Regions from separate parts of the Homo sapiens genome. Here region 1 is linked to region 2. The links are chromatin loops, found by intact Hi-C in ENCODE. Cell type or tissue: PC-3. All regions are shown on one strand. Links, peaks and the distances in the headings refer to the core of each region. The heading gives the core; the rest is flanking DNA.

Region 1 (2,912 bases), core at 230-2,729, 100 kb before region 2:
TTGCTGGAGGCAGAGGGCAGACATGGAATTGCCCTAGAAGAGGGAAGACAAAGGGAATATGGCTGGTTTGTAGGGGTGAGGTAGCTTCATGAAGCTACTACAGGGTGGTTCCTGAAAACAGATCTGGGGTAGAGACTGAGGCGAGAGGTGCTGTCCATGTAAGATCTGGTGGTGGGGCTCACACAGAGTACAGCAGAGGTATTAAGTCCTCATCTAAGTTGAGTGTGTGCTTCCTGCTATGCACCTGGAGAGTCTGAACGCTAGTGCTGCAGTCTGAGGGCCTGAGCACAGATCCCTGAGCAGAACCACACATCATCAGCAGTACCCCTGAATGAAGAACAAAATCCCGAGAGTATGGAACGAAATCCTGCTGCCCTTCCCAGCATTTCTGGACCAGGTTTCCTGTATGATCCCAAGTGAAGAGTGAGGAAGAATAAGAAAGGCCCTCCTTGGATTTCTCAACCACCTGGTGGGTGGAAGGCTGAGTCAGAGACAATTGGCAAAAATCAAGGATGAGGCTTGTCCTATATTTCCAAGACTGTAGAACAAATGCAAACCAATTACAGGCATGTTCACTTTTTTGTTGCTGTTTTTTGAGACAGGGTCTCACTGTGTTGCCCAGGCTGGAGTGAAGTGGCACAATCATAGCTCACTGCAGCCTTAAACTCCTGGGCTCAAGTGATCCTCCTGCCTCAGCCTCCCAAAGTGCTAGAATTACACGCATGAGCCACTGTGACTAGCAGTACTTATTTTTAAAAAAGAGGAAAACTGCTGAGACCTTTTATCAGATACTTAAAGGTATCTATGACCTAAAAAGAGTTAAAAGCCTCCACTTCAGGAGATAGAGGGTGATTTTAGGTTGGGCTACCTGAGATGTGGATTCAGGGTTTGTGAGCAAGTGATTTATTAAGACTGCTTCTCAGGACTGCCATTCGACCCAGGAATCTCATTACTGAGTATACACCCAGAAGAATATAAAGCATTCCACCATAAAGACACATGCACAGAAATGTTCACTGCAGCACTCTTCACACTAGCAAAGACATGGAAGCAACCTAAATGCCAATCAATGACAGACTGGATAAAGAAAATGTGGTACATATACACGATGGAATATTATGCAGCCATAAAAAAGAACAAGATCATGTCTTCTGTGGGAATATGGATGGAGCTGGAACCTGTCATCCTTAGCAAACTAACACAGGAACAGAAAACCAAATACTGCATGTTCTCACTTACAAGCAGGAGCTAAATGATAAGAACACAAAGAAGGAAACAACAGAAACTGGAGTCTACCTGAGAGGGGAGGGTGGGAGGAGGGAGAGGAGCAGAAAAGATAACTATTGGGTACTGAGCTTAATATCTGAGTGATGAAATAGTATGTACAACAAACCCCTGTGACACCCATTTATCTATGTAACAAACTTTCACATGTACCCCCAAACCTAAAATAAAAATTTAAGTCAGGGAGGACAGCAGGAAGGGGAGGAAGCCAAACAAGGGTGTTGTTGCAGGCAAGTCCTACAGAGGGTAGTCTTGGCCTGATCCTGCAGGGGACCTCTGGAGTGTAAGTTATGCCTCCAATTTGTACCAGAGGCAAGAAAAGCAAGAGCACTGGGCTTTCATACCTACCTCACTTGTAGGCCATTCATCAAGGCCACAAGCGGGGTGGAGAGAATAAATGCCCAGGTGCTGTGGCTGGAGGGGCTCTCTGCACAGGCCCTGGCAACCTGAAAGCAGTTCTCGAAAGAGCTTCAGAAGCCGTGAGTTAGAAGCAAATGCACAGCAAAGGGGTATATGAGTGTACACGAAAATGGTAAAGAAAAAAAGATCACCCGGGCACAGTGGCTTATGTCTGTAATCCCAACACTTTGGGAGGCCGAGACAGGTGGATCACGAGGTCAGGAGTTCGAGACCAGCCTGACCAACATGGTGAAACTCCACCTCTACTAAAAATACAAAACTCATCCAGGAGTGGTGGCGCGTGCCTGTAATCCCAGCTACTCAGGAGGCTGAGGCAGGAGAATCACTCGAACCTAGGAGGCAGAGGTTGCAGTGAGCTGAGATGGCGCCACTGCACACCAGCCTAGGTGACAGAGGGAGACTCCACCTCAAAAAGAAAAAAGATCCTGGGAGGTCTGACTGGGAGCACCAACGTCATCCACTGCTCCTCTGAAAAGAGTTGTTCTTAAAAATGCAATTTCCACTGGGAGGCCGAGGTGGGTGGATCACGAGGTCAGGAGATCAAGACCATCCTGGCCAACATGTTGAAACCCTGTCTCTACTAAAAATACAAAAATTAGCTGGGCGTGGTGGCACATACCTGTAATCCCAGCTACTTGGGAGGCTGAGGCAGGAGAATCGCTTGAACCCGGGAGGCGAGGGTGTCGTGAGCCGAGATTGCACCACTGCACTCCAGCCTAGTAACAGATCAAGACTCCGTCTCAAAAAAAAAAAAAAAGCAACTGCAATTGCAACTGGAGAGCCAAGGACTTGGCACCCCAAGCATAGCCATGAGGACACTAAGGAAAGAGAAAATCTAGCAGAGAGCAGGGCCTAGAAGAGGGAGACAAAGTGTGTTAGGAAGAGAACACAAATCCAGCACAAATACATCTATTAGTCCAGTGGATGTGCTCCCAGTCCATCAGGAAAATGTCTCCTCACCAGACATCAGTTGTCCCTGTTTTGGGACGGAGTCTTGCTCTGTCACTAGGCTGGAGTGCAATGGCGTGATCTCGGCTCACTGCAACGTCTGTCTCCCGGGTTCAAGCAATTCCCCTGCCTCAGCATCCAGAGTAGCTGGGACCACAGGCACTTGCCACCACATCCAGCTAATTTTTGTATTTTTTGTAGAGTCAGTGTTTCACCATTTGTCCAGACTAGTCTCAAACTCCCAGGCTCAAATGACCCAC
Region 2 (2,912 bases), core at 164-2,663:
ATTGTTTTGACTTTAGGACATACGTGTTTCTAAGACGATGAAGACATCAATTAGAGTCCAAATCCCAAACACACACCTTGATCTCTACTATAAAAATGTATCAGGTGAGCCAACTTGAGAGTACTGGTAAATTCTTCAGCTGGCAATGATCTTGGTCTCCATCAGGGACAAGCTACATTAAAATAAGACCCTTGAAAGGAGTTACTCCAGACCCTTAGGGAGAGGAGCTTGTCAACTGCCAAGTAATTTCAACAGAGAATTCAGTTGCTCTGGAAACAGGTTTTGACAATGGCTGTGTGTGCCAAAGGGTTGAGCAGGCAGAGGGCACTGGGTTCCCGCCCCTTGCATGATACTTGAGGCTTTGCTCTCCAAACAGATGACTTCATTCCCAAAACAATGTTTTTTTTTTCTGAGAAGCTGCCAGTTCATACACATTTTAAAATAAATTCTCGTTGACATTGGAGTGGCAGAAACTGCAAACATTGCTTTTAAAAGCATGTGAGTTGGAAAAGGTAAGCTGGAAAAAGAAAAGAATTTCTCCCCAAAAAAGAATTTGTGGTCACTATGAAAGCTAAACACCTAATCAGCAATCACCTTATCAGCCACAGTATCGATTAAGGAGGTATGTGGAGTTATGCACAGGTACTTTACCTCTGTCTGAATACAGTGTCTTGAGGAATGGGTTCTAGTAATGTCTAAGTCTTCTCTTCCCTTAGCTTCTCAGGAAACCACCTTAATTAAAGAAAGAAAAAAACCAACAGATAATCTGTTCTTACTCAAAGCCTCATTGTTTTGTTTTGTTTTTTAACATTCCATGTCCCCCATCTCCCAAGGGGTACCAGAGGGGAACAGAGATAAGACAAGGAGGACTCTCTGAATGTCATTATTCTCCCTTCAGTGCAAACAGTGAGGCAGGAGAAGAGACACCTTCTCCCCAGTGATGCTCGGCCTGAGCACACATGAGCCTGAGCCATGGCTGTAAACACACTTGGAAGACATAGAGAAAAGGAGAGTTTGCACAGGATAAATCTATTCCATTATTTATACCCACCCCCAAACCTTTGGATTTCTTTCTCTATACCAAAGGTCCTCAAACTTTTTCTGTAAATGTCCAAAGACTATATATTTTAGGCTTTGTGGACCATATAGGCTTTCTGTCTCCTTTCTCCTTCTCTTCCTCCTCCTCCTTCTCTCCTCTTTCTTCTTTAAATTATGAAAACTGTTCCTAGCTCACAGACTTGACCCATGGACCATAATTTGTTGACTCATACTCTACATTATGCCACAGAAGTTGTGACATCTCAGCCTCGGAATGTAGGCCATCATTTAGCCCAAGTTTCAGTCAACTAACCACACTGTCAGGACAACCTCCAGCTAGTTATGCTGACACATTAAATCCAGAATCTCTGGTAAGTGCACCCATATCAATAAATTCAGGCTGACCTCATATTATATTCTATTCTCCTTGGTCTAATGCACTTACAATTTATTCTCACAATACTCCATACTACTCAGATGTTTGCTGTTAAGTAAACCATGCAATTCTCTGGGAGTCTATACTATTTCTTTCCTGTACCTGAGGATATCTGACTTGACATACAAGCCTTGAGGCAATGAAGAATGGGTCTTGATGGAGGTAGGAGAATAAAACACTCTCACAAGACAACAGCATAAGATGAAATTAAGAGTTTTCAACCAAGGAAGAGATTAACCTCAGATATGGAAGAAGGAGCTTGTTCTACTAACAAGGAAAGTTTAGGGATGCTTGCAAAGTTCTAAATTTTTGGATTTTTCTGAGTCCATTCAGAATGCCCTCATTTCAAATATCAAGGTCCCACTTCTTCCCAATCAGTTCTCTAACTTACACATAACAATTTGGTGAGTCTGTGATTTCAGTTTAGATTATAATTCTGCAATCCACACAGATTTGGAGTTTGGCTTTCAGTGATATTTGTTCCACAGCTACAGGAAATATAATGGTCTTTTATAGGGTAACCATAGAAGTTCTCTGGCTTTCTGACTGACACTTAAGCTGAGAATTTAAAACCCCAAACTTGTTATTTTCTTTTTACTATTCCTCCAGTACAGCCAAAAATAAAAGCCATCTCATGCCACAGTCCTTGTAGCCATTAACTCTACATAAGAGTCAGATGCAGTAGTCATTTGGTGCCCCAAGAAACTTACTTTATCAGGAAATTTAACAGAAACTTTATCCTAAGTGACCATAGTTGATAATTTAATTATTATGCCACTGCATACCATGGACTAAGAGTATCCCACTTTTCCTTTGGAAAGGAGCCCAGGGTTGCATTCAAAGCCAAGGTCATAACCAAATCAATCCGCAAATATCATCATGTATCATCTGTCCAATAGGACTATTCTTATTAGAAAAATTCTATCCATTGAAAGAAGAAAGAAAGAAGGGAAGGAAAGAGGAAGAGAGAAGAGAGGAAGGGAAGGAAAGAGAAGGGAAGGAAAGAGAAGGGAAGGGAAGGGAAGGGAAGGGAAAGGAAGGGAAAGGAAGGGAAGGGAAAGGAAGGGAAGGGAAAGGAAGGGAAGGGAAGAAAGAATAATACCAAATATTTAAATTAAAAAGATTTAATACAGTAATCTCCCCTTATCCATGGGCGTGTGTTCCAAGACCCCCAGTGGAGACGTGAAACAGCAAATAGGACTGAACCGTATGTATACTATGTTTTTTCAATCTAAAGCTGCTAAGTGACTAACAGGAAGGTAGCATCTCCAGTGTGGATATGCCGGACAAAGGGATGATTCCCGTCCCAGGCAGTCCAGAGTGGGACCCAGAGGGATAGCACACATTTCATCACACTACTGAGAATGGTGCACACTTTAAAATGTGTGAGTTGTTTATTTCTGGAATTTCCATTTAATATTTTCAGACCACAGCTGAC

What was found. Hi-C counts contacts between places; a loop is a spot of excess contacts. Peaks named below come from ENCODE experiments on the same cell type or tissue, not always from the same donor. Only the 100,000 strongest peaks of a DNase experiment are listed, where the experiment ranks them.
Region 1: a loop joins it to region 2, with 1.9 times the contacts of the local background. A loop is called at or near these places in 2 of 110 quality-filtered maps.

Annotation. Positions count from the first base shown.
Region 1 is chr2:37,574,597-37,577,508 of GRCh38, reverse strand. All of the region lies in intron 1 of LINC03063 (long intergenic non-protein coding RNA 3063), which reads right to left. Among named protein-coding and RNA genes, the nearest start is that of LINC03063, 14 kb to the right of the region's middle. In PC-3, for the core only: a CTCF peak has its summit at 1,532; no DNase peak of the experiment used is centred there.
Region 2 is chr2:37,470,608-37,473,519 of GRCh38, reverse strand. It overlaps LOC124905991 (a long non-coding RNA gene), which reads right to left. Exons shown (of 3, transcript XR_007086288.1): 3 at 1-732. Among named protein-coding and RNA genes, the nearest start is that of LINC03063, 90 kb to the left of the region's middle. In PC-3, for the core only: no CTCF peak of the experiment used is centred there; DNase peaks (open chromatin) are centred at 329 and 1,309; H3K4me3 peaks cover 672 bases; H3K27ac peaks cover 1,880 bases.